3 separate regions of the Homo sapiens genome follow, and regions 2 and 3 are each linked to region 1. A link is an interaction called in ENCODE POLR2A ChIA-PET data of the cell type or tissue named here. Cell type or tissue: MCF 10A. All regions are shown on one strand. Links, peaks and the distances in the headings refer to the core of each region. The heading gives the core; the rest is flanking DNA.

Region 1 (10,632 bases), core at 3,088-8,087:
AGGAAGACCTTCCTGTGTTCCGAGCCTGACTGACGGCGAATTCGTATTTCCTGAACATATATAAAGCATTAAATCATGGCCTCCCCATGCTGTCCTGGGTGTTTCTCAGCTTTTCATGAGGGTTTGCACCTCTCTTTTCCCATCATGAGCCTTAATTTGACATTCAAGCAAGCCTTCCCCTGAGCATGCCCCATCAGCCGTCCAGCAAAATGTAGCCACGCTTTTGAGAATAACTCAAACTCCTCTTGTCTTGCCCAGCTATCTTGTCTCGGGCTTACTGAAGATTCCTTCTACCGAACCGCAAATTCAGAACATTTTGAGGGTGAGAAGTGGAAGCACTGGACGTCTCAGAGGGCGTTTGTGGCGTTGTATGTGGCCTCACACAGAGGCCACTTTGATGCTGTGCAGTACCTTCTAGAACACGGTAATTCTGGTAGAAAGCTTGCTATATTCATGAGTTGGGATTTTTTGCAGGTAGAAAGGACAGAGTGTCTTGTGTTCCCAGTCCTTCCAGCAGTGGTTTCCTGGACCTGTGTCTTGTCAGCCACCAGTCAGGGTCCCCATGGTGCCACTCACTCCCTGTCTAGGCAAGTGTCTTAGGGCACGCCAGTCAGAGGCTGCCCTCCTTCTCTTCACCAGGTCTCGAGAAGATTCTTTCTGCTTCAGTGAGGCAGAAATTTCAGGACCCAAGACACAGGCGGCAGCTATAAAGGATCCCTGGTTCATTTCTCACCAGACACATTGCTGGGAATATTCGCATGCTGTCTGTGTGATTTCCAGCCTCGCATGAAATTAGGATGCTGCAATGGTCCGAAATGGTCTAGCCTCTGGCCAGGCACGGTGGCTCATGCCTGTAATCTCAGCACTTTGGAAGGCTGAGGCGGGCAGATCACATGAGGTCAGGAGTTCACAACCAGCCTGGCCAACCAGCCTGGTGAAACCCCGTCTCTACTAAAAATACAAAAATTAGCTGGGTGTGGTGGCACGTACCTGTAGTCCCAGCTACTCAGGAGGCTGAGATAGGAGACTACAACACACACACACACACACACACACACACACACACACACACACACACTAGAAAAAACCCCAAAATAGTCCACCTTCCAGCCAGCACAGCTCTGTGGTGGATGGCAGGATCACCATTCTCCCTTCTCCAAGCCTCGTTATTATTTTCTCACAAGACATTCATGCTGAACTCTCTTTTCAACCCACCTCCACTTAAGGGCCTCCTTCCACTCTCTCTCTCTCTCTCTCTCTCTCTCTCTCTCTGGCTCTCTTGATAGATAGAAACAGAAGCCTTAGCCAACATTGTCTCCAAATTAAAGAGCTTTACATAGTATTCCATAGGTGTACACTCTATCCTCCCTGGATGTGGGATATTTTTGGGAAAAGATGCCCATTGATGGAGATGCAGACCACTCAATGCGGAGTGGAGAACAATGGAGAACAGCTGTTAACAGCCTAGACCCTCAAGAACAATGGAGAACAGCTGTAACAGCCCAGACCACCAGCTTCCTTGGAAAAAGGGAGAACATGTTACGTGGTGTTTGGTCAATGGTTTGGGCTCAGGAGGGGCCTTTCCCATGGGTCTCCTGTATCAACTTGCCTCCAAATTAGACCCCTTTCTTTCCTACTCACAGCCTTGGCTCCAGCCTCTGTCAGCTCAGTCATTGCTATTTTTCCCACTTACACCAAGCAAAGTGGAAAACATCTTGGACTTCCTGGGCCGGATGATTGGGCCGTGCATCGGGTGTACAAACCTCTGTGATGGGTAAAGGTTACCTCAACAATATTCTCCTTCCTTCCTTCACTGCCTGTCTGCTCTTTGCTTGTTGTAAAATGAAATATGGGCTTTGCGCAGCCCAGCAGTCCTTTAAGCTCATAAAAAGTCATTTTTGCTCTGATAGAACTGTGATGTATTTGAAGGCACCAGTTAAAAAATTACAGCCAGCTTTGCAAAGTTTTCTGTCCTCTGCAGACAGCTGCTGGGGGGAGGTGTCATGGTCGACACTGGTGTTCTAAGAGCCTATTTAAAACTTTACCTCACCAACCAGCCGGAGCTCATAAAAACTGGCTACTGAAATGTCAGCTGAATTTAATTGAATTGCCTTGTTTTCTGTGTCATATTTGTTATCCAGAATTTGATTCAATTCAACAACTCCATATTGGACACCTGTCATTAGCCCATCCATCTGCAGGAGGCGGTGGGGAATTTAATCGAAGTGAAATCTGTCCATGAGTCAGGCTGCCCATTGCGTCATTTCCTGAGTGCCTGTCTTCTGCAGGCACTGAGCTATGTGCTCGGGATGAGAACAGCAACAAGCCAGATGTGTGTATTTTCTGCCCTCCTGGAGTTTATGAGGGGAAGTCAGTAGATTATTACAAATAATTCCATAGTCAATGATGTACACAGTGTTGTGAAGATGTAGAGTGTCTATTGAGCTTACACAGGAGGTTTCATGGGGTGGGAGAACTAAGGAAGATTTTCCCAAGGAAAGAAATGAAACCTAAAGAAAGGTCAGATTTAGCCCAGAATAAAATGGGTGAGAATGTTGTGAATGGGCCTGGGGCAGGATGCAGAGCAGGGTGTGTTTTAGGGATGAAGGTGGAAGGTAGGTATAATTGGTGCCTTGGTGGTGGGGTGGGGGAGGAGAGTATGGCAGGAGGGAATGCTGGAAGAGTAATGGGAAGGTAGGGTGAGAGTGAGCGGGAAAGACCTAGAACATCACCCCACAGCCGGTGGGATGGCAGTGATGGATCTGAGCAGGAGTTTGATATGGGCATTCTGGAAAGATCACTGGCTGCTGCCAGGGGAGTGGACTGGGGGCAGGGCAGTACTGGAGCTGGGCCAGGCAGCAGGACCTCCCTGAGGAGCACTCCCTTCACAGCCCTGGACCCCTCCTGTGTTCCCCCTCCGCATGTCTTCCTTCTGGCCAATGTTCTTATTTTACAGGAGCCAGCTGCCTCAGCAGATCCCCCCTGGGCAGGACACCCCTGCATGTGGCTGCAGCTATGGGCCGGTCAGACTGTATAATCCTCCTGCTCCAGCACGGGGCCTCCATCCACGACAGAGATGCCAAGGGGGAGACCCCCATCTCCATTGCACACCGCCTGAACCACACACTGAGCGAGAGGCAGATGGTCCTCCTCCACCGGATAGCAAAGTCGGGGATAAGGGATCTGAATGACTTGGTCATGAAGAATGCTTTGCAGAGGGTCAAGTCTGGGTTTAGGTCTGAGAAGATGACGATGACCCCTCATTAGCTCCTGGTGGGAACGTTTGCCCGCTGAGGCTGGTTTGGGCAACTTTGCAGAGTTCAATCCCATGGGGGCCCTTGGTGAGCAGGGAGGCAGGAAAACAGGGCAATTAACCTGAATCAGATACGAAATTATCTGTCCTGTTTGCAAATGATTTCTGGAGGGTGTTGATGGCAGTAGGTAAGCCTGTGCTCATTTAGTAATCCATTACAGACTGAACAGGCTCTAATGCCAGCCTTTAATTTTAAGCTATTTGCACATTGTACCCAATAGCGCTGCTCAGGGTGATGGGAGCCAATTACCTTCTCTCCCTTCTGGGGACCGTCTAATGCACTGGCATAATAGGAGTAATAACAATAATGATAATAGCACTATTGTTATTGTATAAAACAAGTGCCAGCAAATGTCAGGAGGTCGTGTGTAGTGTGGGCTGTGAATTTCAGTCTGTAAAGCCATGGAACTAAATGCTCCCACAGCTAATGTTCCAGGTTTCCTGAGCCATCTTTGAGGGGTCTGCTTCTTGAGTCGGGGGCAGAAGGGAAGCTGGGTGAGCTTGGCTGTCCACACACACTCTCCAGAAGGGATGGCTTATTACTCTTGTTGAAAGGTAACACGTTGGTGCTAGATGGGGAGGAAACAGTGTAAAAGAAGATGAGAATCAGGCTGGTCACATTTTCTCTTTTGTCCCATCTCCAGTGGTCCATGCAGTCTCCTCTTGCCAGAGTTCTCCTTTTCCTGCCAGCACTGGGATAGCCCTTCCTTCTTTCCTTTGAGCAAACCACCTTGGAGTGTCTATGCTCAACTCTCAGGTCTTTGCATTGCAAAACCTTATACCGCATTGCAGGATGTGCCTGGTGTTCCTACAGGGTCCCAGCCTGCCGAGTGCACGAGTGAGCTGGGCGTGGGAAATAAGAAGGAAAGACAAGGATGGCGCCAGCTGTCTGAAGAGAGCACCGAGACTTGACTCCTGCAGAAATGAAAGGCAGAGGCCACTAGATCTTTCTAGAACTCTCCAGACCTGGAAATCTGGCTTTTTGAAAGGATCTCCCTTGATTTTTTTTTTTCTTTTTTTGAGACAGAGTCTTGCTCTATTGCCCAGGCTGGAGTGCAGTGGTGCCATCTCGGCTCACTGCAACCTCTGCCTCCTGGGTTCAAGCGATTCTCCTGCCTCAGCCTCTTGAGTAGCTAAGATTACAGGCACCTGCCACCATGCCTGGCTAATTTTTGTATTTTTAGTAGAGATGGGGTTTCACCACGTTGGCCAGGTTGGTCTCGAACTCCTGACCTCATGATCTGCCCCCCTCGGCCTCCCAAAGTGTTGGATTTACAGGCATGAGCCACCACACCCGGCCAGATCTCTCTTGATTTTTAAAATTTGGCTTGAATTTTTGAAGAACGTGGTCTGCTACAAAAGGAGTGAGAAGATGTGGGGCACACCCATGTGACTGCCTCTCACTGTCAAACTCTAATTCATTTCATGGAGAAACGTGATAGAAACAACCAAAATCTCTCTGGAGCAATCCAAGACTCTGATGCCACAGTGAAGGAGTAGCCACGGGTCTTACTGGGTGGCGTGTGGGGTCCACTCTCCCACCTCCCACAGACCATTTATGTTCTCTAAAGCTCTACCTTCTAAGCAACTTTTGGAATCAAAATGTGTGGCAGTAGTCTTGTGACCATTGCAGTTTTCCTGGGAATGGGAAATGGCGCTGTATCCTGGCCACCCTTTCCCACTTCCATCCCAAGAACTGGAGTCAGCTTTTAAATTAACTGGCTGCATTTCCTGCTGTCATAGCAAGTAAGATCTGTGTTGATGATGTGGTTTTACACTCAGTGTACGTGGCTGTACCCAGCTCAGCACTCTGTTAGACAAATAATAGTCGAGGAAAAAAATAGCTCAGCATCAACTATGTCAAAACTGAGATCTTGTTCTTGGCAGACGTTCTGCAAAGTCAATAGGCAGATATTAAGCAACCCCAACCCAATGGGGCAATCCATTTAGCTAATGAAGTGTTAGGGGGGTGATGCAGGCACTCTTTTAACTTAACAAGTGGCATTACTCAAAGTTGTGCATTTGCCAGGAGCTCTGCCCAGCTGCCTTCGTTGTTTGGAGAGCCAACTGCTTGACTCCTATATGTAAAATTCTGGGGGCAAGCATTCTATCTTCATCTACCCCCAATTCAATTAAGCACTTGGCCAGACATTGGGCAGGTCCCAAACTCTTCATGGTGACATTTTGCTCAGTCTGTGGTAGGGTCATCTGAACACTCGTAGGTCCTGGGGAGCGCTTCATTTTAGACAATCCTGACATTCTATTTATATTCAACAAGTCTGTATCACTTACGAAATAAAATATATCCAGAGCCATAGAAGGATTGAGTTGCCATTGGGTGATATGTTACATTTTGTAGATATTTCATTAAACGTTATTTTGAAGGTTTTTTTCCCCACATTTTGGGAGCCAACAAAGTTTTTTTTGAGTGTGTGTTGGGGGGTCAATCTCAAGCATTTTTGTTGGACCCTGGAGGTGGGCCGGCATGGTGGTCAGGCACATCTCTGCTCTGTGTAGGGCAGACACGAGCTTCCTCTGGTCTTCCAGGCCCTGACATCCAGTTCCTTTGCCTCGTCTGGCATCCCCAGGTAGGGCTGGGCTTGCAGTCACCAGAGGGGAAGAGCTGCCTGTGCGGAGGTGGGGATACAGGCTTTGGGGTCAGCACAGATCTTGGCTTGCATCTTACTGGCTCTGCCATGTGGCCTTGGGTGAATTCCCCACTGCTCTGAGCCAAGAGTCCTCTGTAGAGGAGGAAGGAGGGTAATCCTGGTCACTGAGCTTGCTGGGAAGGCCTGGGAGGTGGGAAGCACTCAGTAGATGCCAACTATTATGGTCTCAGAGTTCAACTGGAAAATCTTGCTGAAGTCATGGGTGAAATTATTGACACTGGTGAGAGGGGAGATAGGAGACCCCCATTTGGTGCCTTTCCTGGGCTCCCAAGTTTTGATCACCAAAAAAATTGATGATCTGACCCTTTGAGCTTAGTGGCCCCATGGAAATGCCATTGTGTATCCTTGGATTTCTTGGAGGCCACATAAAGGCGGAGTCTTCTTCCTCCCCTCGTTACTGTCAGGGACATTGCTCACCCATGAGCCTTACGCCAGCCTGTCAGGCCGGAGCCCACTGGAGAGATGCACATACTTGTCATGAGCAGATGATGATGGCAGCTGAGTGAGCCATCATGTTTCCACTTGCCTTGGCTGCCAGGAGGCTCAGAGCCAAGGTTAATGCCCACCTGGGGCAAATATCCAATGTCCCCACCCCCGTCTTGCCTTTTATCTTTCCTTGAATGAGTTATCTCTCTTTCTAAAAATGTAACTGCTGGCCAGGCGCGGTGGCTCACACCTGTAATCCCAGCACTTTGGGAGGCCAAGGCGGGCGGATCACAAGGTCAGGAGATCGAGACCAACCTGGCTAACACGGCGAAAGCCCGTCTCTACTAAAAATACAAAACATTAGCTGGGCGTAGTGGCAGATGCCTGTAGTCCCAGCGACTCGGGAGGCTGAGGCAGGAGAATGGCGTGAACCCGGGAGGCGGAGCTTGCAGTGAGCCGAGACTGAGCCACTGCACTCCAGCCTGGATGACAGAGCGAGACTCCGTCTCAAAAAAAAAAAAAAAAAAAAAAAAAAGTAACTGCCTCATACAGGTGTTGAATTGTAAGTTGCTTCCTTTCTGGAAGTCAATGCAGTAGAAATTGTAAAAGAGATGCCACCAACTGTGGTGTTGGAAGGTGACTTGAACTTCTCGCCCAGGACTGGCTTAGCAGACCCGGCTACCTGGCCATCCAGCCTTCCAGGTGGTGAAACAAAGATGCTGAGCTTTTCTTCTGCACTCCAGTCTATTGGTGGAACCTCCAGCAGCCTCTGCAGCCGGGAGGTGGGTGTTGGGGCTGCCCCTCTGGGCTTCTGTACATCCTGGGTCTCTGGGGCTCTGCCCTAGTCCTCAGCACTTTGCTTTCTCCCTCCGAAGATGACTCGGCGGGGCCTTCAGCTGCATGCTGGGCTCTCGCCACTGTCTCCTCACTCCATCTCAGACTGGGGCACTCCCTTGCCTGAAGCATATTCACTAACCCAGGGGTTCCCAGAAAGCAGGGAGGGCATCTCACTGGTGGCGCCTCAGGGGACTTCAGGTGGTCCCTGTCTCTGTATTAAGTGACACTGAAACACTGGGTGGGAAAGGCAATCCCTTTTGACATTGCTCTCGATCCTTTCAGTATCCACAAGGATAAAGTTTCCTTTTTGTGCTAGTACAGATCCAGCACCTCCCTGACCCTCGCTAATCTCCCTCCTAAAAACACATCAATGGAGCGCAGTGTTTTGCTGGTAGCAGTATTTTGCTGGGATGTAACGGCACTGTCTTGTTTTCAGTGCACTGCAGGCCAGCGTTCTATCCCTTTCTCTCCTCCTTCCCAGTTGTGTGACCTTGGACCAAATGGTCACTTCCCAAGAGCCTCAGAGTCTTTATCCATCATGTGGGCCTCGTCACCAGCATCCCCACCTGGTTTGCATTGGTGAAAGGAGACTGCCAGTGTGGATTGTGCCCTCAAGACCCAAGGCCCTTGTCAGCGTGACCCCGAGGTGCAGTGGGAGGGTCCTGGGCTTGCAGTCTGGCAGATCCAGTTTAGAATTTTCCTCCACCACAAGCTGTGTGGCATTGGGCCAAACAATGGCACCTCTCAGAGCATCAGTTTAAAACCTGGCCCCTGTCATTGGAGGGATTAAATGCCTGGCACGGAGCAGACGCTTGAAAAATGGTAGCCATTATTATTATTATTATTATTATTGCTACAACCACTTAATTTGCTTAAAATGTTTACTCACTGGGATTCAATACACCCCCCTCCACCCGTCTCCAGATAGCCTCATACATTTTCAGCAAACCTTATACAGTAAGAGTCTCTGTCCAGAACTAATAATCCCCAAAGTGGGAGATAAATAATTTCCCTTAAATTTGCTGATTTGGGTGTGAGGCAGAGGGCTTTCTCAGCAACTTGGAAAAAGTGCGTACTGAACTTGAAACTCCAGGGCCAGTTCTGCAGGAGAGGAAAACAGCTCTAAGGCAAGAGGAAAATTCCAGTCACTGGGCTCTGCCTCCGCAGTGGCGCACTGACTGCAGATGCTTCCAGCAGAGGGCACAGAAACCCATTAACATTTAGACAAACACTCGTGTTTGTGTTCATCGGAAATGTCAGAAACGCCGCAGTCTGCGCCACTTTGAAAAAGGGGCCTCACAGATGGGCTTTTCTGCCTGAATCCCTGGAATTGTCTGCAAAATGTGCATGTCTGTACACATTTTCTGGGGAGAACCTCATTATATCCTGAAAGGGTCTGTGGACCACCCCCTTCCCCAAGGTACCAAAACCTGCTCACAAAACAAGGAACTCAACCATAGCAATTGTCAAAGTAATCAAACCGACGCTCATTTGACTGGCTTTCATTACCAATTTACAATTGGAAAAATGATAAATACTCATAACATCTGGGGCTGTGGGGTGTGTGTGTGTGTGTGTGTGTGTGTGTGTGCACGTGTGTGCGCCTGGGAAACATGTCAGCGCCGCACGGGGGAGCTTGCCGATTCCCATCTTCCTGCAGGATTGATCGCTGTCTGACAATACGTATTCAGAATGCCCACGACAGCACAGCGCCTCACCTCTGTAAATCCATCCTACAGAGAGGAAACCCCTGTACAAAATGAGACCCGGTCACAAATGTTCGTGACTGCTGTTTATGGTAGCAGGTGCCTGGAAACACTCTACATGCTCACACGCGGGAGGGATGGTGGCACATTTTGCAGCTACGAAAACCTGACTTGATCTGTATGTACAGGCCAGGGGACAGTCATGAGGAGTATCTGGGATGTATCACTAAGTGAAAAACAGCAAGTGGCCCAAGAAATGTGGATGAGCACGGTTCTAAAAAGAGACAACTCTAGTGTCTATATATGTTTATTTGAGCACAAAGAATGATGTCAAAGGTATACCTCCAAACTGTTAGCATTGCTTGCTCCAGGGCAAGAGAACTGTTTTACACAGCCCTAAATTGTTACAACCGGCAAGTCTCCTTTTGTGAGACAGGGTCTCACTCCATCATCTAGGCTGGAGCTCAGTGGTGCAATCACGGCTCATTGCAGCCTCGACCTCCTGGGCTCAAGTGATCCTCCCATCTCAGCCTCTTGAGTAGCTGGGACTACAGGAGCGCCCCACCGTGTTTGGCTAATTTTTTGTATATATGTATTTTTTAATAGAGACAGGGTTTCACCATGTTGCCGAATTCCTGGGCTCAAGCGATCTGCCTGCCTCAGCCTCCTAAAGTGCTGGGATTATAGGAATGAGCCATCATGCCTGGCCCTTCTTTTATTTTTTATCGTGGCAAAAGACACACAACATTATCCTTAGTGACATTTAGTACATTCGCGATGTTGTGCAACCATCACACTATTTCCAGAACATTTTCATCATTTCAAAAATAAACCCCATACCCATTTGCATTCACCCCGGACACCTCCCTCCAGCCCTAGATGACCACCAATCAACTTTCTGTCTATACATTTGAATACTCTGAATATTTCATATAAATCAGATCATAACAATATGTAGCTCCCCTGCTTTTTTTTTTTTTGAAACGGAGTCTCACTCTGTCATCCAGGCTGGAGTGCACAGGCATGATCTCAGCTCACTGCAACCTCGGCCTCTTGAGTTCAGGCGATTCTCCAGCCTCAGCCTCCTGAGTAGCTGGGACTATAGGCACATGCCACCATGCCCAGCTAATTTTTGTATTTTTAGTAGAGAGCGGGTTTCATCATCTTGGCCAGGCTGGTCTTGAACTCCTGACTTCAGGTGATCCACCCACTTTGGCCTTCCAAAGTCCTGGGACTACAGGCGTGAGCCACTGTGCCCAGGCACATGTAGCCTTTTGGACCTGGTTTTTAGCATAATGTTTTTGAGGTTCACCCATGTTGTGGTATGTCTTAGTACTTCATTCTTTTTTATGGCTGAATGACATTCCATTGTATGAATATACCATGTTTTGTTTATCCATTTATTAGCTGATAGATATTTGGGTTGCTTCCACCTTTTGGCTATCGTGAATAGTTCTGCTATGAGCTTTGGTGTATAAGGATTTGTCTGAATTCCTGCATTCAAGTTTTGGGTGTACATTAGGAGGGGAATTGCTGGGTCACATGGTAATTCTGTGTTTAACAGCATGTCTTACTTTTGTAATTAAAAAAAATCAGGCTGTGGAGGCTCGTGCCCGTAATCCGAACACTTTGGGAAACTGAGGTGGGAAGATTGCTTGAGCCCAGGAGTTCGAGACCAGCC
Region 2 (10,632 bases), core at 3,065-8,064, 450 kb after region 1:
AATGAAACCAGGCTGGAACCCAGTGCTAGAAAAGTTGTCGTCTTTTCCACTCTGTCTTTCTGAGAACCAATTCAGAAACAAAAGAACACTCCAAGTACCCCCGGATCCAAACACCTGAAAGCCTGGAGAGTGGAGAGAGCAGGGGAGGAGGCCACTGCTCAAAGCAAGGGCTTTTCTTTGTGGCTTTTGGCCTGAGGCTAAGGGTGGCTGACAAAGTGCAGGCACCAGGCCACAGGGACTCCAGGGGGATTCCGGCCACATAATCGGAAACCTCAGCTTAGGGAAGATAAAGATGTGAACTGAGACAGGAAATGTCGTCCTAGCAACAGGATTTGAAGTTCAAATTCCACCAAGCTAACTGCCTGCTAAAACACAAGAAACAGCACTCATCAGAGAAAAAGCCCAGAATGGTCACAATTTAGCATTCCTTCTGTCCAGGTGTATTCATCTGCTATTGCTGATGTAATGAATTTCCACAAACCTCACGGCTTAAAAACACACATTGATCATCTCACACTAATGTAGGTCTGAAGGGCTGTGTTTCTTCTGGAGGATCTAGGGGAATCCATTTCCTTTCCTTTCCTAGCATCTAGAGGCTGCCTGCATTTCTTGGTTTGTGGTTCCTTCCTCACAGTGCTTTTACCTCTCCTTCCATTGTCACATCTCCTTCTCTGCCTCTGACCCTACTGTTTCCTTATTATAGCGGACCCTGTGACTATAATGGGCCCACCAGGATCATTCAGGGTAATCTCCAAATCCCAATCACATACAGAAAGTCTGTGTTGCTATGGAAGATCACATATTCACAGGTGCTGTAGATTAGGATGTGGACATCTGCATTAGTCTGCTCTCACACAGCTATAAAAAACTGCCCTTGCCGGGCGTGGTGGCTCATGCCTGTAATCCCAGCACTTTGGGGAGCTGCAGTGGGCGGATTATCTGAGGTTGGGAGTTTGAGACCAGCCTGACCAAAATAGAGAAACCCCATCTCTACTAAAAATACAAAATTAGCTGGGCGTGGTGGCGGGTGCCTGTAATCCCAGATACTCAAGAGGCTGAGGCAGGAGGATCGCTTGAACCCAGGAGGCAGAGGTTGCAGTGAACCGAGATCACGCCACTGCAGTCCAGCCTGGGCAACAAGAGCAAAACTCCATCTCAAAAACAAACAAACAAACAAACAAACAAACAAAGACTGCCCAAGACTGGGTAATTTTTAAAGGAGAGATTTAATTGACTCACAGTTCCACATTGCTGGGGAAGCCTCAGGAAACTTAGAATCATTACAGAAGCCAAAGGAGAAGCAGGCACCTTCTTCACAGGGCAGCAGGATGGAGTGAGAGTGAGCAGGGGAAATGCCAGATGCTTATAAAACCATCAGATCTCATGAGAACTCACTCACTCTCATGAGAATAGCATGGGGGAAACTGCCCCCATGATTCAACCACCTCCCACTGGGTCCCTCCCTTGACACAAGGGGATTATGGGGATTACAATGCAAGGTGAGATTTGGGTGAGGACACAGCCAAACCATATCAACATCTTTGCAGGGGGGAATCTGCGGGAGATATTATTCTTTTCACCACACCAGAATATAATCCAAAAATTACTTGACATTAAAAAAAATGAAATGAAAAAAATTCTCAAGAGAAAGTAAAGTCGACTGAGACAAACCCCAATATAAACTAGATATGTTAAAACTGGAATACCAAGATTTTTATACCAACTATTAAAACTTCTAATAAAGTTTAAATATATGTATGTGTGTGTGTATATATATGTATATTTAATGAAAACATAGGAAATCTCTACAGAGAATTAGAAACAAAAAAAGGACCTGATAGAATTCTAGAACTGAAAAATGTAATATCTGAGATGAGAAATTCACTGGGTGGACCTTTAAGAGCCAAATGGAGAAGGAAGGCTGAAGAAAGACTAAATGAACTTGAAGCAGATTAATAGAAATTATTCCATGCAAAACACAAGGACAATAGTGATTTAAGAAAAAAATGAACAGAGCCTCAGGAATGCATTTAAATAGGCAAGTGTCTGACACACATGTAAATGGAGTCTTAGAGCAGAGGAGAGAAAGAATGGGACAGAATAATATTTGGAGAAATAATGGCCAAAATTTTTCCAAATTTGGTGAAAGAGAGAAATGTACCGATGCAAGAAGCTCAATTAACACCAAGCAAAATAAACACAAAGAATCCCAGACCAAGATACATCCTAGTCACACTGTTGAAGCCAAATTAAACAATGCAACTTGAAAGCCACAAGAGAAAAATAACACATTGCATATAGGAAAACAACCATTCCATTAATGGCTGACTTTGTATCAGAAATTATGGAGGCCAGAAGGTGTGGAAAAACATCTTTAAAGTGATGAAAGAAAAAAAAACAAAACTGTCAACCAAGAATTATACATCCAGGGAAAATATCCTTCAAGAATGAAGGCAAAACAAATATATCTTAGATAAAAGAAAGCTGTGGGCTTTGTTGCCAGCAGATCTGCACTACAAGAAATGCTAAAGGAAGTTCTTCAGCCTGAAGGGAAATGACACCAGATGGAAACTCAGATCCTCAGAAAATAGGATCTGGGTGCCTGCAAAAGACAATTATCTTCTTTTTTCTTTATTCCTCTTAATTTCTTTAAAAACCATAGAACCATTTAAAGAAAAAAACTATAACCTTGCCTTGTGGGGTTTATAATATGTGTGTGTGTGTGTGTGTATACACACACAAATATATATATGTGTGTGTATACACACACAAATATATATATGTGTGTGTACATGTTACATACAACAACTAAGATAAAGGATGCAGAAATATGAACTGACACAATTGCAAGGTTTCCACATTTTAAGTGAAGTTGTACAACATTAACTGTAAGTAAAACATTAAAAGTTAAGGACATCTATTCTAATCTCTATAGCAACCATTTTAAAAATGCAGACAAGTTTAGCTAAAAAATCAATAGGAAAATTTAAATGGAACTCTTTATTATTATTTTTTTTAGAAGAGTCTCACACTGTTTTCCAGGCTGGGGTGCAGTGGCATGATTACGACTCACTGCAGCCTCGACTTTCAGGGCTCAGGCAATCCTCCCACCTCAGCTTCCCAAGTAGCTGTGACTACAGGTGTGTGCCACCAAATCTGGCTAATTTTTTTAAAAAAATTTTAGTAGAAATATAGTTTTATCATGTTGTCCAGGCTGGTCTCAAACTCCTAGGCTCAAGCGATCTTCTCACCTCAGCCTCCCAAAGTTTCTGGAATTACAAGTGTAAGCCTGGCCTTAAAACGGAATTCTAAAAAATATTCAGATATTCTGTTTGTGTTTTGGAACAGAACAGAAAAATAATTAAATGGTGGACCCAAATCCAATCATATCAGTAATTACATTAAACATTAATGAAGTAAACACTGAAATTAAAAGATAGAGTCCATACAAAATTATAGGAAAAAAGAATGACCAAACTATATGCTGTCCTCAAGAGAAACAATAAACCATCGATAGACTGAAAGTAAATGGATAGGAAAAACAACATGCAAACAGTAAACATAAGAATGTGGCTATATTAACATTAGATAAACTTCAAGACAAAAAGTATTACCAGAGATAAAGATGGACACTTCTTTATGTTCATAAAGATGGACAGAAGAAATATACTTTTCTACATTTTTTTATATGGTTGCTATAGAGATTAGAATAGATGTCCTTAACTTTTAATGTTTTACTTACAGTTAATATTGTACAAATTCATGTAAAATGATAGAAGGGCCAATTAATCAGAAAGACATAACAATCATAAATGTATGTGTACCTAATAACAGTGCCTCAAATTACATGAAGCAAAAAGTACCAAAATCAAAGGGAGAAATAAATAATACTACAATCATAGATGGAGATTATTAATACTCCTCTCTGGGCATTGATAGAACAACAAGGCCAAAAAAAAATTATTGAACACATAAAAAGTGTGAGCATCACTAAAAATCGTCTTCACTTAATTGATATTTGTAGAACACTATACCCAACAATGGCAGAAGACATTCTTTTTAAATGTCTTTTTAAAGGCACATTTTTTTATTTTTATTTTTTTTTGAGACAGAGTCTCGCACTGTCTCCCAGGCTGGAGTGCAGTGGCGTGATCTCGGCTCACTGCAAACTCTGCCTCCCAAGTTCATGTCATTCTCCTGCCTCAGCCTCCCAAGTAGCTGGGACTATAGGCACCCGACACCACGCCTGGCTAATTTTTTGTATTTTTAGTAGAGGTGGGTTTTCACCGTGTTAGCCAGGATGGTCTGGATTTCCCAACCTCGTGATCCGCCCAGCTTGGCCTCCCAAAGTGCTGGGATTACAGGCCTGAGCCACCGTGCCCGGCCTTTAAAGGCACATTTTTAATGGTATATTTACAATTACAAATCATATGCTGAGCTATAAAACAAGTCTCAATACATTTTAAAAGACTGAAATCATAGATAGTATGTTCCCTGACAAAAAACAAAAGGAATTAAATTAGAAATCAATAACAAGATGATTTTAAAATCCCCCATAATTGTAAAATTAACAGCAGGCAATGAAGAAACTTCAGAGGAAATTAGTAATTATTTTCAACTGAATGAACATTAAATATAACATATCAAAATTTGTCCAATGTAGCTAAAGCAATGATTGAAGGGAAATTAATAACTTTAAATAATAATTATTATTATTTTCTTTTTTCCTAACTGCTAGAACCTGTGAAAACTTTAATTACATAAAAAAAGACGAAAAACCTAAATCATTTATATGAGCTAAGAAATTAGAAAAAGAAGAGCAGATTAAAGCCAAAGTAAGTATGAGGGGGGAAGTTATGAAGATAAGGGCAGAAATCAATGGAATAGAAAAATGAAAAATAATAGAGAAAATCAATAAATCAAAAGCTAGTGCTGTAGAAAGAGTAATAAAATTGATAAGCCTGATCTAGTAAAAAGGAAAGCAGGGACATCATTACATATCCCACAAACTTTAAATGGATTATAAGCAAGTACTGTGAACAATTTTATGCCCTTTTATTCAACAATATAGATGTAATGGACAAATTCCTTTTAAAATATAACTTGCCAAAACTGACACCAGAGGAAACAGAAAATCTGAATAGCCTACATCTTTTAAATAAATGGAATGCGTCCACGAAAGTTTCCCACAAAGAAAACGCCAGGCCAGGGTGTAGCCTACCATAGGAATGTTAGTGAGGGATCCTGGCTGGAGCTGGTTTTCTTGCCAGTTGACTCCAGGATCTGAAGGTTTCAGGAGAAGTATGGCAGACAAAAATGAAACTGTCCTAAGTGCAGTTTTCCACTCAACACAGAGCAGCACTCATAAGTATGGCCCTTGCAAATAAAGAGCCAATAACTGCTTTCATTTCTTGTGCCCTTACTGTGTGCCAGGCCCATTGCAGAGCTTTCCCTCCCCACAACAAACCTGGAACATAGGTACTGTTATTTTTACTCCCATTTTGTAGTGGAGAAAACTGGTCTCAAAGTGGTTAATTGATGTGGCCAAGGTCACACAATGAAGCCCAAATTGTTTGACACCACAGCCTTAATTCTTGGCCTCCCCATTATCTAGTAATGGACTGCCTGGGCATACTACTCAGTGAAAAGAGAATTGTTGACTCCCTGATATGGTTTGGCTGTGTCCCCACCCAAATCTCATCTTGAATTGTAGCTCCCATAATTCCCACATCTTGCAGGAGGGACCTGGTGGGAGATGACTGAATCATGAGGACGGTTTTCCCCATACTGTTCTTGTGGTAGTGAATACGTCTCATGAGATCTGATTTATAAGGGGTTTCCACTTTCGCTTGGCTCACATTTCTCTCTTTGCCAGCCACCATGTAAGATATCCCTTTGCTCTTCCTTCGTCTTCTGCCATGATTATGAGGTATCCCCAGCCACGTGGAACTGTGAGTGAATTAAACCTCTTTCTTTTATAAATTACCCAGTCTTAGGTATGTCTTTATCAGCAGCGTGAAAACAGACTAATACACTCCCCTCCCCAATATAAATCTGCTTCCTCCCAACTCTCTCTCATCTTGGAAATGGCACCAACATCCATTCAGTGGCATGGGTCAAAAACCACAGAACTCTCCTTAATCCTCATCTTTAACCCTCTCACATCACACATGGAGCTTTATGCTTCCAAATTATAGTCTAAACCTGATGTTTCTCACCTCCTCCATGCAACCACCATAGTCCAAGACACTATCATCTCTATCCTGTTCTGGACAAGCTGCACTCCCGGCAGCCCCAATCTTGCCCTTGTCTCCTGCCCATTCTAATAGCAGCCAGCTGACCTTTCTAAAGGATGAATCAGAAGTTCTTTCCCTGCTAAAAGTTGTCTAATGAATTCTCATCACACTTGAAATACAGTCCCCCTTTCTGACCCCGCCTGGTGCTCTTTTCCAGCCTCTCCTTCCACCTCAGCTTCTCCCATCCTCCTCTCACTTTCCATATCCTGCTGCAAGCTTGCTCCTGCCTCAGGATTTTTGCACAAACTGTTCCCTCTGCTTGGATCACCCTTCCCTGGACCTTCACACAGCCAGCTCCCTCTCATAATTGAAGCCTCAATTCCAATGTCACCTCCTCAACGGGTCTCCCCTTCTACCCTGGCTAAAGCAGTTTCTCTATCACTTTATCACATAAATCCTTTTAAATTTTTATTGGCCCTCTCAGTACCTCTGTAGTTTTATTTATTTGTGTAAATATCACAGTGAACAGGCACAGCTCGAGATGTACTCATAAAGTCGTTATTTTTGTCTCCCACCTTCTGTTTAAATTTATTCAGTGGGACTATTTTTTTAGCCTGGATGATAACTTAAAACAGGCCCCATGACTTTCTGGTCATCTTAAATGACCAGATACAAAGTCCTCCCACCTATAATCCAAACGCCAGACCCTGTGTCATGGTCAAAACCTTGACCTTCGTTTAACATGAAGGTTTGCCCCTTGCCAGCTCCAGGCTTGCTGCAGATGGGGAGTCTGTCCATTCGGAAGGAGGTTCCCTCCTGGCTCTGCCCTGTCTGTTGGCTTATCTGCTCTCCCCACAACTCTCTCACCTGGCTTTGACCCTCCGGAGTCTGGATGCAGTCGGAGAGGTAAGAGGCCCAAGAAGTCCTTACTTGCCTGGTGACACAGCCTCATGGACTCTCCCTGGTGGGCACTTTGGAGACACCCACCTCCAATTGCTAAGCCTCTTCTCTGAGGTTCCCTCGTAGAGAGTAAAGTTATCTTCATTCTAGCCAGAGATTTCTTCCCTAGGAAGCCTGCAGCAATGCATGGAAAGCCCAGTGCTTCAGCTGCTTTCTTCTGTGGTCTGTTCACTGACGCCATCCTCAGGTGGCCTTTCAGTCAGGACATTGAATAGTCCTGCACTGGCTCTTGCATGCAGGTCATTGTCCAGGTCATGGCACACACGTGTTCTCTGCTCCCACACACCCTGAGCAGCAGGCTGAAATGCCCTCTGCAGTAACCGCTTCACTCTCTGCAGCAAAGCTGCTGCCCAGGTGTTTCCCCTTTGCAAATCTCCAGAGGGAGGAAGGAGTCAGGCATTGCCCTCTGTGACCTCCAAATAGCAGGGTCCATATATTGGATGCTTTGAGTGGTCCCCTTACACATCCTCTTTCTTGACCTAAAATGCAGGGAATACAGCCCACACCCTGCTCATGGGAAGACACCCCCAAAGCCTCAGCAGCTCCTGCTAAGACCCTTTCTTAACGAGCTTCTTCCTAGTCTCACATCCCAGATTCTTTCACGCCCTTGATGAAGGCGAGGACTTCAAGGGTCCCCACTTGGATTCTCGGCAACCTCCTTTGGGGATGTGCTTCATGGTCTCTCTGCTGACTCACTCTGCCATCTAGAATCCATCCTCTCAGCCTCTTGGCCAAAACTTCCAATTTAACACTACTACATTTGCCAGCCTCTCTCAACAACATATATAAGCTCCAGCTGGGTGCAGTGGCACATGCCTGTAATTCCAGAACTTTAGGATTCCTAGGCAGGCAGATGCTTTAGCCCAGGAGGTCAAGACCATCCTTGGCAACATAGAAAGACCCCCACTGATATGGTTTTGCTCTATGCCCCCACCCAAATCTCATGTCAGATTGTAATCCCTGATGTTGGAGGAGGGGCCTGGTGGGAGGTGATTGGATCATGGGGGCAGATTTCCCCCTTGCTGTTCTCATGATAGTGAGCTCTCATGTGATCTTCTTGTTTAAAAGTGTGTGGGACCTCCCCCTGCTCTCTCTTCCTCCTTCTCCAGGCATGTAAGAAGTGCCTGCCTCCCCTTCACCTTCCACCATGATTCCTAAGGCGTCTCCAGTCATGCTTCCTGTACAACCTGCAGAACTGAGTCAATTAAACTTCTTTTTTTAAAATAAATTACCCAGTCTTGGGTAGTTCTTTATAGCAATGCAAGAACGGACTAATACACCCACCTCTACAAAAGAAAAAATTTTTTTTTAATTAGCCGGGCATGGTGGTGTGTGCCTGTGATCCCAGCTACTCAGGAGCCTGAGGTGGGAGGTTCACTTGAGCTCAGGAATTCAAGGCTGCAGTGAGTGGTGATCACGCCACTGCACTCCAGTCTGAGTGACAGAGAAAGAACCTGTCTCTGTGGTTAAAAAAAAAAAAAAAAGTATAATCTTGAAGTTGAAGACAAGGATTCTCTCTCATTTTTATATCTCAGTGACTGGCAAATTGTAGGTGCTTCACAAGTATTTGTCGGCTGACTCACAATCACATGCTCAGCTCTGCAGGCTGACCCTGTGCAGCTCAAACTCACCTTCCCTGGCAGGTTTATCCCAACCCAGGGCTGGAGGCAGAAGCTTCAAGGAAAGTTGATGAGGACCCAAAAGGCTCGACATGCTGTTCAGTCCAGGGCTCCGAAACCTGGGGCCAAAGGACCAGAGGGAGCTTGGTGCAGAGAGGATAGTTGAGCTGCAGGGCTGGGCATCTACACTGTGAGGCCAGGGTGGCAGGAGCCAGACAGGGTGCATGAGGTGGGGCTGGAGAGGCAAGAAAGGGCCAGGTCCAGAGGGAATTGTGGGTCACATGGAGGAATTAAGATTCCATTTACCAGCCAGCCAGGTACCATTGAAGGACATACCCAACATGGCAACCATTAGCCTGATAACCAAATATTCAGCCTCTCCATCTTCTAGACTTGTGGGGAGGTTTTACTTCCTCACCTCCTTTGATGTTAGGCATGGTCATGTGACTTGCTTTGGCCAATCACTTGGGAGCAGAAGTACCATGTGACTTCCAGACACAATCTTAAGAGCTGGTGCCACTCTCCCTTCCCACTGCTGTGATGGTGGAAACATGAGTTCAGATGGAGATTCTGTCAGACTTTGTCTTTGAGTTACTGCAAGGAACAGAAGCCCCTGCTGACTAGCATTGACAGGCAGCGTGTGTGAGAAACACCCCTTTGTTGTGTTAAGTTACTGCAATGTGGGGATTGTTTGTTACTGCTGCGTAACCCAGCCTGACAGATACACCCTGATGTTCACTTGATATAGGTCCCTCTGGATGCTGTTTAAAGGAAAGATTGAAAGGTGGCAGGATCAGTTAGGAGGATGTTACAGACATTCAGGCAAGACCAGGGTAGAGGCAGTTAGGATCTAGAAAAGTGCATTGATTTAAGGACCATCAATAGGTAGAATTAATAGGATTTGGGGGTGTATTGATTGTGGGATGACTGGAATTGGTTTCTAGCTTAAACACCATGAAGGCAATGGAGGGGACCATTCACCAAGAAAGAGAACTTGAGAGTAGACACCGTTCTGGGAGCTTAGAGAATGTGACAGGCAGAATAATGCCCCTCAAAGATGCCTACACCTCAATTCTCAGAAGCTGTGTGCCTTCCGTGAGAGAAGAGACTTTGCAGATGTGACGAAGGGTGTAGGCCTTGAGATGAAGAATGGTCTGGCCCATGCAGGTGGCCCAACCTAGTCATATAAGGCCTTAAAAGTGGAGGAACCTTTCTTAGCTGGGTCAGAGACAGACGAAACAAGGAAAAGGATCAGAGAAAGGCAACGTGATAAGGACCCACTGGGCATTACTGGCTCTGACAAAAACAGGGGCCATGAGAAAAGGGATGCAGGGGCCTCTAGAAGCTGGCAAAGGCAAGGAGACTGATTCTCCCCTGGAGATCCCAGAAAGGAATGCAGCCCTGCTGACAGCTTGATTTTAGCCCAGCAAGACCAGTGGTCTACAGAGCTGTAAGATGAGAAATCTCTATTGCTTTAAACCACTCGCTTTGTGGTGATTGGTTACACCAGCAATCAGAAATGAATACAGATGAGGGGCTGGTGCAGTGGCTCATGCCTGTAATCCCAGCACTTTGGGAAGCAGAGGCAGGTGGATCATTTGAGGTCAGGAGTTCGAGGCCAGCCTGGTCAACATGGTGAGACCCTGTCTCTACTAAAAATACAAAAATTAGCTGGACAAGGTGATGTGCACCTGTAATCCCAGCTACTCGGGAGGCTGAGGCAGGATAATCACTTGAACCCAGGAGAAGGAGGCTGCAGTGAGCTGAGATCGCGCCACTGCACTCCAGTCTGGGTGGCAGAGTGAGACAGAACAAAA
Region 3 (10,632 bases), core at 3,616-8,615, 84 kb after region 1:
CTTCTGCCAAATCACGTTGCTGCAACCTCACGGTGGATTTCTGGGCACCCTCCTGGGCTGTGACTGAATCTCTCTCTCAATGGGCTGCTAGTGGTGACAGTGAGTTTCAGGGTCTTAGTGGCAGGGAAGTGGGGACGATAGAGGACAAGACCCTGTGGGAGGTGCTGGAGATTGGAGGTTGGTGATAGCAGGTGCATGAAGAATTGGGCCACAGAGAGGGAATGCGTGGTGCTTGTGGTGCTGCAGGTGTGGTCAGGTGATCACAGGTGGCTCTGGCAACTTGGCAGTCTCCTAGAACCTCAGCTTCCTAACCAGAGAAGTGTCAGACATCCTCGCTGTCATCTGTTCTGGAAGCTTTAAAGGTGCACAACTCTGTGCTTTGTCCAGTTTAGTTCAGTTCACAGTGAAATTCATTCATTCATCCTTTCATTGATTCACGCATTCATTCACAAATATTTGTGAGTGTCACATGTGCATGTACAGCAGCAAGCAAGTTAACATGGTCCCATTGTTACGAATCTTTCTTTCTGTCAGCCCCAGTGGGTGGTGGGCCCCATGGGGTACAGGGGGTGATGAGGGAATGGTGGTATATATGCCCCAGCCTGAGACTCCAGGGGCTCCCGGCCTGCGGGGTGGAAGGTGGTGTCCAGTTCCACATGGGCATTGAAGGAGGGGCACAGAGCTTCCTTGAAGATCTGCCCTGTCCTGGCACAGCTGAGTGGTCAAGGGGACGTGCTGCTGTATCTGAGACACAAAGGATGGGGACTAGGAGGATGGAGGCCCTGGCAGAGGGAACCATGGACATAGGCACTGGCGTGGGAAGTAGCGAGTTCATACCCCCTCCCTAACCTGGTCAGCTTCCACCCAGCCCTGCATGGATGCACAACCCCTTCCACTGCCCTCCACCTGGCAGAGAGGGCTGGACAGTCATGAGCTGCCTGTGCTTGCTGAGGGCAACGTGTTTGCTCTTAGGGTAAGGGCGAGGCTTCTCATGGTGGACACAGGCCCTACCTGGGCTGACCCATTTACCTTGACTCTCCCTTCCACTCTCTCAGCCCCTCCTCACAATCTGTGCTCCTGCCACACTGGCCGCCTTCCCATCTAGGAAACACTTCAGGCAAATTCCCACCTCAGCGCCTTTGCACTTGCCACCCCCATGCCTGGCGTACACTCTCCGTTTCTTCCTCTTCCCTTAGAATACAACTCTGCTGTCACTTCCTCCAGGAAGCCTTCCCAGACCAGGCCAGATGCCCACCCCATTTCTTGGTGCCACCCTGTCCTCTTCCGACAGCGTGCCTTCCTAGCAGGTTTTCACAGTTGAGTTTTCGCAACACTGAACTCTCAGAATCCAGGACAGTGATGGCTCTTGGTTGGCACTCAACACATATTTGATAGACAGATGAATGAGACAACGAGTGAGAGAACGGGGGTTGTTGGGGAATTGTCAGGCTGCTGTTCCCAGCACACACTCATGCCAACGGGCTCCAAAGAACCCACGAATTAATTGGCATCCTGAGTGTTCAAAATGTTTGCAGAAATCAGGACAAGGCGGGAGCAAAACAAGGCCCTATCTTTGTGTCTTTGTCTTCCCTTCCTCCCTCCTTTAGGGTTTCTTGCTCACAGCCGTGAATGCTGCAGACCCAGGGAAGGTGCCCACCATACCTGGGCCCTCACAGCCCTCATTGAGCTGCTCCCCAGCTCAGCTATGCACAGTGGAAGCAGGAGAAATATAAAGACCCAACTTCGTGTTCCTTGGCTCCTGTGGATTTAAGTGAAACTCTTAGTGTTACTTCAGAGTAGATTTTTTTTTTGGGAGATGGTGAGGTGGGGTGGGTATATTTTATGCAAAGCCTGTTTCAAATCAGAGAGAGCATTTCCCCCCTTCTTCCTCTCCCATGAAAGGCAGGAGGTCTAAGACATTTTAATAGCTTTCATATTCCTTGCTCCAAATATATTATTTCAGCACAATAGTTTCTTTGCTTAAATGATTCAAAATGGATTTAAAAATATATTTCAAGTTTTAATTTTATGCACAGCACATTAATGAGCGGAGTGCCTTAGAGACTGCCTGTCAGTTCAACATATTCACAATATTCTCAGCACAGATGTTATTCCATCTAAATCCTTTTAGGGGGAAGAAACCAGTACTTTTTTTCTTGGGGGATGTCAGAAAATATATTATTTTTGAAATTATATTTTGATCCCAGAATTCTACACAAAATGTCATTGTTAGGGTCTGGGTTTGTCAAGTGACTTGGACACCAAACTTTTAAAAAGTGGGGGAAGGAAAAAGCAGCCCAGGATGTTGGATTTGTTTCTCGCCGTTGCCTTCTCTGGACGAGGACTTCGCGCTGCAACACACAGGATGAGACATGATGAAAACTTTCCTGAGCTGTGCACTTGGAAGCTTCAACATCTTTTAAACAATGGCAAAAAATTGGAAGGAACTGGGTTGGATACAAAAACATTTAGAAAGAGTGGCTCTCATTTTTTGTTTTGTCTGCTGGAAGACGCAAACTCTCATAGTTAATGCAGCCTTATCCCCTTTGGTTCTCAAATGATGAATCAGGCTCAGTCATTTTTGTGTATGTATTTGCAACACTCACGGCCGGGAGCGCTGAGTTCTTTTGTTTGTAAATACCTACTTGGGAGAGGTGCAGATTCAGAGCCGAGTATTTTCCTCCAGGGTGGGGCCGGCAGTGTATTGCCTTACTCTTGCACTGAGCAGTGAGAAGGGGTTGGAGCCGACAGGTGAGCTCCAAGTGCCCCCGTAAGCTGGGTGGTCATGGGTGAAAGAATTAATCTCTCTGAATAGTTGTCTGTAGAATGGGGGGATGACAGGAGTGCAGGCACAGCACAATGCCTGGGACATGGTCAAAGTCCCGTGAACTTGACCCCTTTTATCTGCGCTGTCAACGTTTTCCTCCCTCTGTCCTTCCTGACAGCGATTTCCCACCTGCAGTCCTGTGCATAGTAGAACGCTCAAAGAGAGAGCTCCACCTCACTTTGTCTGCAAGAATCAGCCAGAGCTGACTCTTATTCAAACTGGCACCACATCCGCGGGGTTCTAGCAAGAATTGCTGGGCTCCTAGCCAGGTAACTGGCTGAGAAGTGCTCACTCTATAGAGCCCCCACCGCCTCCCTGCTGGCTTACCTGAGGGGGCTTGGCAGAGTTGCTGAGCTCAGGGAGGTGGGGCTTCTGGAGTTTGAGACTTGGTCCTCTCCTCCCACTGCCTTCCCTGGCCACCAGTTCAGGGAGGCTGTGAGCAGAAGAGGTCCAAGTGACAGAGGTACCCTCAGCCACTTTCTGTTTCAGATGCTGGCATAGCTTAGCTTTTGATATACAAGAAAGAGACAATTTAAAAGATCCCTCCCTCCCTTTAAAAAAAAGACCTTATTTTTTTAAGAGCAGTTTCAAGTTCACAGCAAAACTGAGTAGAAGGTGCAGAGATTTTCCATAAACCCCCTGCCTCCACACAGGCACGGCCTCCCTCACTATCAACATCCCCCACCAGAGCGGGACACTCGCCTCCCTAATTGTGTTTGTTTTTGTCTTTTGCGCATCTTTTCTTTGTTTTGTGCCTCCTTAGTGTGGCCATAGAGTTGGAACCATACAGTGTGTGCTTTTCAGACTGACTTCTTTCACTTAGTAACATGCCGTCGGTTTCCTCCACATCTTTTCCTATCTCGATAGCTTGTTCCTTTCTTAGTACTGAATAAAATTCCAGTGCCTGGATGTACTACAGTTCATCCATTCACCAACCCAAGGACATCGCGGTGGATTCTAAGTTTTGGCAATTATGATGAAAGCTGCTCTAAACAAATCCTCTGGGTAAATATCAGGGAGCACAATTGCTGTGTGGTATGGAAAGAATATGTGTAACTTTGCAAGAAGCTGTGAAACTGTCTTCCAAAGTGGCTGCACCATTTTGCATTCCCACCAACCAGGGGTGAGAGCTCTCGGTACTCCAATCCTCACCAGCATCTGGTGGTGCCGCCTCCCCCCACTTTTTTTTTTTTTTGGACAAGGAGTTTTTTTTTTTTTTTTTTTAAAGACAGAGTCTCGCTCTGTCGCCCAGGCTGGAGTGTAGTGGCACAATCTCGGCTCACTGCAACCTCCGCCTCCCAGGTTCAAGCAATTCTCTTGCCTCAGCCTCCTGAGTAGCTGGAATTACAGGCGCTCGCCACCACACCCAGCTAATTTTTGTATTTTTAGTAGACACAGGGTTTCGCCATGTTGGCCAGGTTGGTCTCGAACTCCTGACCTCAAGTGATCCACCCGACTTGGCCTCCCAAAGTGCTGGAGTTACAGGCATAAGCCACCACACCTGGCCACCTTTTTAATAATAAAATATTTTATTTTTTAAATTATTGAAATAATGCATACTCAAATAAAAATATAATCTTAGAGTTCCTATGGAAGAAGAGATGCCCTCAGAATAGCTAGGAAATGTGGAAAATGAGAAGAGTGATGGAGGATTTACCTATCCAGGTATTAGTATAGGCTCTAAAGGTCCTGTAACCAAGTCAGTTTTGGTGTCGTGACAGGGACTAGATTAGTGAAGCAGGAAGTGAAGTGGAACTGTCCTTATAACTCAGAAGGTATATACGGAGAGAGCTGATGTTCAAGACAGGAGGATGGATGAACCCTTTGACAAATGGGAGAACATGAAAATGGAACCAATGGTCCATGGATACAGAAATCAACTCTAGAGGAATTAAATACTTACAAGTAACACAATAATCATAATAGTATTGCAAGAAATGTGTGATACTGCAGTTACAATCTAGGGGCCAGGGAGACTGGAAACCCAGAAGCTATAAAGAAAAGATGGATTTTTTATTTTATTTTATGAAGTTGAGAAGTTTTGCCTGCCCAAGAGATCACAAAGGCAATAAACAAAAGGCATTCCAAGAAAAACATTTATAACCAAGAAGTCAGACAAAGGGTTAACTTCTATGCAATACAAAAATTCAAATAATCCAGATGTGTTTAAAGCGAAATGTGAATGTGTTCCCCCTGCCTGCAAGCCCCTTCCCTGGGGGAGATCACTTTTAATGGTTTGATGAATTTCCTTCTGGATGCTTTTTTTCCCCGTCATGCTGCAAAAGGAATTAATTTTAGTTTTCCTCTGAGCTGCAGCGCTGGGAGAGCGGGAGAGCCAAGCTGCCTTTATTTTTATCGATTGCCCTTTTCCCCAAACCTGCCATTTGCATCTCACCTGCCATATCGTGCCATTATTTACTTAATCCTTTCTTTTACATTTACACACTTTTGAAAACATACAGTTATTTTAAAAAGGAAGCTTCAAGTCATGACCATAAGTGAAAAACCAGTGCCATTTGACCTATGTGGAAGGCAATGGTCATAAAAATAATGAAAGCTGATGTTACGAAATTCCAGTTTGGTGCTGTAGCTGCTCACTCTCTCTATTAAAAAGGGTGGTGGCAGCACTGGGGAGGTGCTGAAAATTGACTAGTCCCCACTGGGGACTCTCCTGGGCCAAGCAAAGGACTAAAAAGGAATAGCTCTGTCAGCGTGTGTATCTGTGGTTTTGATGCTACGTGTACCTCACAAATCACCTTGTGACCCCCCAGTTTGGGATGTGCCCTCCTTTCCAAGAACAGTTAATTCGATGGGACTGGATAGAAGGAGAAAAAAGCAGGTCTTCTTTTTTTTTGGAGATGGGGTCTCACTCTGTTACCCAGTCTGGAGTGCAGGGGCATGATCATAGCTCACTGCAGCCTCCACCTCTCTGGTTCAAGCCATTCTCCTGTCTCAGCTTTCCAAGTAGCTGCGACTACAGGCATGACCCACCATACTCAGCTAATTTCAACATTTTTCTTGCTGTGTTACCTAGGCTTGTCTTGAACTCCTGGGCTCAAGCAATCCTCCCTCCTCAGCCTCCCAAGGTGCTGGGATTACAGGCATGAGCCTCTGTGCCTGGCCAAAAGTAGGTCTTCCTGAAGTCAGCACAGTTTAGAAGTCAGTCTTCAATCTTCCAAATACCACAATTTTTCTTTAAATAAACATGCATTCAGAGGAGAACTCAAATGGAAGAAAAACATGCATAATCCTACCAGTAAATTTTCCAAAACTCCTAATGCAGTTTTTTATGACTTGAACTTATCAATATAGTATTTTGAGATGCACTGAAATATTTAGAGAAATTTGGTTGTAACCAATGACAACTAAATACACTTGCCTGTTTTTTCAAAAAAATAAAGGAGTAATAATTTGGTGAAGTTTTCAGAGTGGTTGCCAGTCACTGCTAGGAAAGATGTCGTTAGCTTCTGGCAAGTCAGAAAAGTAGGATGAAGAATCTGATCTTGAAATATCTTCTTTTTTTTTTCTTTTTCATCTTGCTGCTTTTCTTCCCGACACTAAAAGATTTGTCTTCCTGACAAATTGATGTAGAAAGCAGCACACCTGTGACCCAAAGAGAAACTTGAAAATGTGTGTCCTTACCATGCGTTCAGATATTGTAGCTTTAGTGTAAGTTTTAGAAACGATTTCAGTAAAACATGCCTCTTCTAGGTCATCCTGGGATCAGCTCAGGGTGAGGCCCTGGGGAACACAGGATGTGGTCTGTGAACAAAAGGAATATTTGTGCCCGCAATTGACTGCAGTGGGGAAGGGCTCTGATTTCAAACAGAATATTTCAAAAGGCATTGCTTACTCTTGGTCTTAGAGCTATGCTCTGACTGGCTGTATTCCAAAGAAGTCCAGAAAGAGAAGGCGATATTTCAAAGTATTATTTCTTTGTTGCATTCTTCACTCCCTGTAATCACATGTTTCTGTGTATTATCATGTGTTTAATGTCTGTCTGGCCAGCTGCTCTCCATAAGGGCAGGGCTCTTCTCTTGCCCACAGTGCCTCACTCTGCCTGGCACACACAGCAGAACGAAAGAAAAATGGAAATGAAGGTTTATATCCCAAGATATAAATACATAAAACAAACGAGTGTGTTCTGAGTGATTAGCTTGATAATTGCAGACAGTGCGTCAGCCTTCCTGTGGTCTCCTGAGGACAGTTCGGTAGCTAAAAATCTCCCAGCGTTGTCAAAAGCAAGTGCCCTAATTAAGTTAATTCAACTAAGGCAAAGAAGGGAGGAAAGACGGCTGCAGTTTTTTGCAAAGGAATCAAGGGGGATGGAAATAAGAAAATAATTCGCTAGGGGAATAAAAACTGCAAGCCCATCTGAATGAGATTCTCATTTTCTCATACCAGCTTCCCCTCGAGAAGCCAAGTTCCAAGCCATCCGCAAAATGATCACTCAGCATCCACCGGACAGATTGGTGGGGGCCGGTGGGGGGAGGAGGAAGGAGGAAGCAAAGAGACAACACCAGCACCACTCACTGGCTCTCTCACTCTCCGCATTCAACAAGTCCGGAAGGATTTGGTTGCCTGGTACAAAGCCTTTCAGGGAGAAAGTTTGAAAGGCCTTTGGAAATGTTTAGAAGCTCTTCTAAGATGGCATTTTAAAAATTACTTATTTGGATAAAATATGGCATTTCATAGTTCCATTTTGAACATATTTGGAATAAGTAAAGACAAAAAAGAAAGAAAAGAAACAGGAATTTGGATTCTCAGGGGAAGTGGACCGAGATGCTCACCCTTCCCTGCTTCAGTGAGGCCTGGGGAGCCATCAGGGGCCTGTGGACATCGTTCTGGATGAGTTTTGTTCATTTTGCACGAGGTCTAAAAACAAAAGCAAAACAATTGTGCTTTGAACCTGAAGGCAGCTCCTATTTCTTTCTGTGCCGCTCCTCCCTCCTGCGTCCTGGATCTGAGTGTGGGTTTCATCTGCGGCTTAGCAGTGGCGCATGCTGAGCGCGTCCTTTCATCCGTCTGACCCTCAGTATGCTCAGCTGTCTAGTGGGGATGGTGAGAGCCCTGGCTCGCAGCTCAGAGACTGCTATAGAACGGAATGCGGTGAGGTTTGTGAAGCCGTCACTCAGAGCCATGGCCAGCCACTTCTTAGCTGGGATTACAGCTCCGGCAGTCTTGCCACTTCTGGTAACTGATTGTGGAATTGACCTTCAGAAGAAGACGTATGGAGGGAAAGGGAACACAGAGGAGACACAACCCAAAACAGAAATGTGAAAATACGCCTCAGTTTTCTGTTGCAATTATTAGCGCAATAGCTCATACTGAGCCTCTGCCTCAAACTACAAAGCACTGTAACCCATTATCTCGGGCATGTGTGTGCGTACATGCACAATCATTCCTACTTTATACACCAGGACACTCAGACTCAGAGAGGTGAACTTACTTGCCTGAGGATCCACAGCTAGCTGGTTGAATTGTACCTTAGACGCCAGCTTTCCCGGCTCCTTACTCCCGCCGATCCCAGGACACCCCTGACAAGGGTGGCAGTCTGATTTCCTGAAGACAGGAGCTCAGAGGAAGATTAGTTTGCTTTAAAGGGGAAAAAAAAAGAAGCTGACAGTTTGGGGGCACTGGCATTTTGGCTGCAGATTTATACATGCGGCACAAGCCCTCAGGGAATCGGCTTAGAAATCCAAGGCGCATTTGTCAGTTAAATCCAAAGGGAGAGGAGAAAGATCTTAGTCCCTGCCCTAGCGGTGCTCTGTGTGTTGTAGGAAAGGAAAGATGTGGTCATGGAGGCAACAGGGGAGCAGGGGACAGGGTGGGGTGGCGCCAAGACGGGCTGTCCTGAGATGGAGGTGAGTGAGTGGTGGGTGGGACCCCGGGAGGCCAGGCTGTCTGCAGCTGGTGGCGCAGGCCTGAACTGGGCCAGATGAGAGGAGAGCGCTGGAGACGGCTGCGGAGGGCCAGGCAGGCCCCCAGCCAGAAGTGGGGGCCTCTGCTTGGGCGGCAGCTCCCCCTCCCTTCCTCGTGGTTGGCTGCTGAAGTTCCATGGCAACCCTCCTAGCCTGCACACGATCCCCTGTGGGTGCAGCAAAAAACCTTAAGGAACTTTGGCTCAATGAGATCCTTATTCACAGCTCAGAAGTCAAAACTTGAGTTTTGAGAGGGATTGGGAGGAAGAGCTGCACTTTTAGACTCACTTGTCCTTACCTTGAATTTCTTTCCAAGGTTGGCAGGTGGAGGCCAATGGGGTGATTCTGACCCGATATGATATTGTGCGCGATCAGCCTGCCAGTCAACCACAGGCTCCCACAGCCCTGAGGTTGGAGCTTCAGAGAGAAGCAATTTTGACAAACCAGGGCTGAAGGAGTGGAATGTATTTTGGTTGGAATCCATGACTTTTTATTACCACCGATTAAACAGGAAACAAACATTTTGAGCAGGTTCCAATCCTCAGCTGAATGTGGCTGCGCCATCCATGTATGGGGACACTCGGTCTCCAGCCATTCTACCGGGACACGGGAGGGCCCTGGGAGGCACCCACCTGCCTCAGTGTTCCAGTTACTAAAAATGAGACTGGATTTTAAGGCAGTGGATCTGGCCTGGCTTTCTGTGTCCAGGGTGGGCTGGAACTGGATCTGATTAGGTGGGTCTAGGCACTGACAGCACCTGATTTGGTGTGCACCTGCTGAGGACGTGTGCAGGTGGGGAAGGAGGGGCCCACATGGAAGAGGGGTGCATGATGCATGAGCTGAAAGGCGGCATGTGGAGGCTGAAGCCCAGTGGGCTGAGGATTCTGCAGTGGGGTGGCCTGATGAAGTGGGCACTCTGAAGTGTGTCCACCTGCCGTGACCTGCTAAAGCACAGTGGACCCACTGCCTCGGTGGACACCTTGAAGCATTGCTGTTCTGAAGGCACCTTGGCCTAACCAGATGATGACAGGGCCCACCCCAGGGGCCCCTGAGGCCCTGTGGTCACCCCTAACAAGGACGCTTGGGCTGATTATTTTCATGAAGTGTCGGGATGGGCACTGCTTCTCCTGCTGGACTTGAGGTGGTTGGGAAGGGTTTCCCCTAATGTTCTGCCTGAAATGCCCCAGCCAGATGTAACACCTGCCTCCCTAACTCTCTCTTCCTACTCCCATCCCTTGCTCCTTCCACTTGTGTAACTACAGTATAGGGTGGCATAAGCAAAGTCTTCCTAGAGGATGGACACCTTTGAGATGGCAACTATATCTTCTTTATAAGCCTACACCCTTCTGTGTAGAGCTTATTCCACACATCCATCCACCCACCTCCCCACCTACCCATCCATCCATCCATCTGCACATTCATACATTCATCTGTCTGTCATCAATCCATCCATCCATCCAACAAATGTAAATTATGCACCTACCATATGCCAAGCACTGGGCTTGGTACTGAGAGTGAAAGAACATAAATGGACCCTGCTAGAACCCCAGTGCCTGGTACACAGTAGATGCTCAGATATGTTCACTGAATAAATGCATGACAAAATCCCCATCTTCATGCTATAGCTCACAAAGAATTGGAAAAAGGAGGGCTTTGGAATTTTGGGAGCAGTCACTTGTCCAGCTCACATGGACTGCCTCTGGAGGCCCCTTTTTTGGTGGAACCAACAGGAGAAAAGAGGCTGCACCTCTGAGACCATGACCAAGTTCCGTGAAACAATGAAGCCAGCAGTAAGGCATTTCCCTTGCCACCCGTCCAGCTGCCAGAGCGTGGCTGAGACTCGAGAGTTTAGAATAATGAATTTCATCCCCACTGTGCTGGTGA

The links. ChIA-PET counts read pairs that join two places held together with the same protein. Peaks named below come from ENCODE experiments on the same cell type or tissue, not always from the same donor. Only the 100,000 strongest peaks of a DNase experiment are listed, where the experiment ranks them.
Region 2: POLR2A ChIA-PET joins it to region 1 with 5 read pairs; 2 of 35 experiments call an interaction of 5 or more read pairs at or near these places.
Region 3: POLR2A ChIA-PET joins it to region 1 with 5 read pairs; 1 of 35 experiments calls an interaction of 5 or more read pairs at or near these places.

The regions. Positions count from the first base shown.
Region 1 is chr20:58,211,130-58,221,761 of GRCh38, reverse strand. It overlaps ANKRD60 (ankyrin repeat domain 60), which reads left to right. Exons shown (of 4, transcript NM_001304369.2): 3 at 259-424; 4 at 2,957-5,636. The coding sequence ends at 3,267. Among named protein-coding and RNA genes, the nearest start is that of ANKRD60, 12 kb to the left of the region's middle. In MCF 10A, for the core only: no CTCF peak of the experiment used is centred there; a DNase peak (open chromatin) is centred at 5,241.
Region 2 is chr20:57,759,540-57,770,171 of GRCh38, reverse strand. No RefSeq gene overlaps it. Among named protein-coding and RNA genes, the nearest start is that of NKILA, 55 kb to the right of the region's middle. In MCF 10A, for the core only: no CTCF peak of the experiment used is centred there; no DNase peak of the experiment used is centred there.
Region 3 is chr20:58,128,017-58,138,648 of GRCh38, reverse strand. LOC107987284 (a long non-coding RNA gene) reads right to left here and starts at 9,119. Exons shown (of 3, transcript XR_001754693.2): 1 at 9,047-9,119; 2 at 7,618-7,702; 3 at 4,822-6,887. LOC107985434 (a long non-coding RNA gene) reads left to right here. Exons shown (of 3, transcript XR_001754692.2): 3 at 7,232-9,050. In MCF 10A, for the core only: no CTCF peak of the experiment used is centred there; a DNase peak (open chromatin) is centred at 6,638.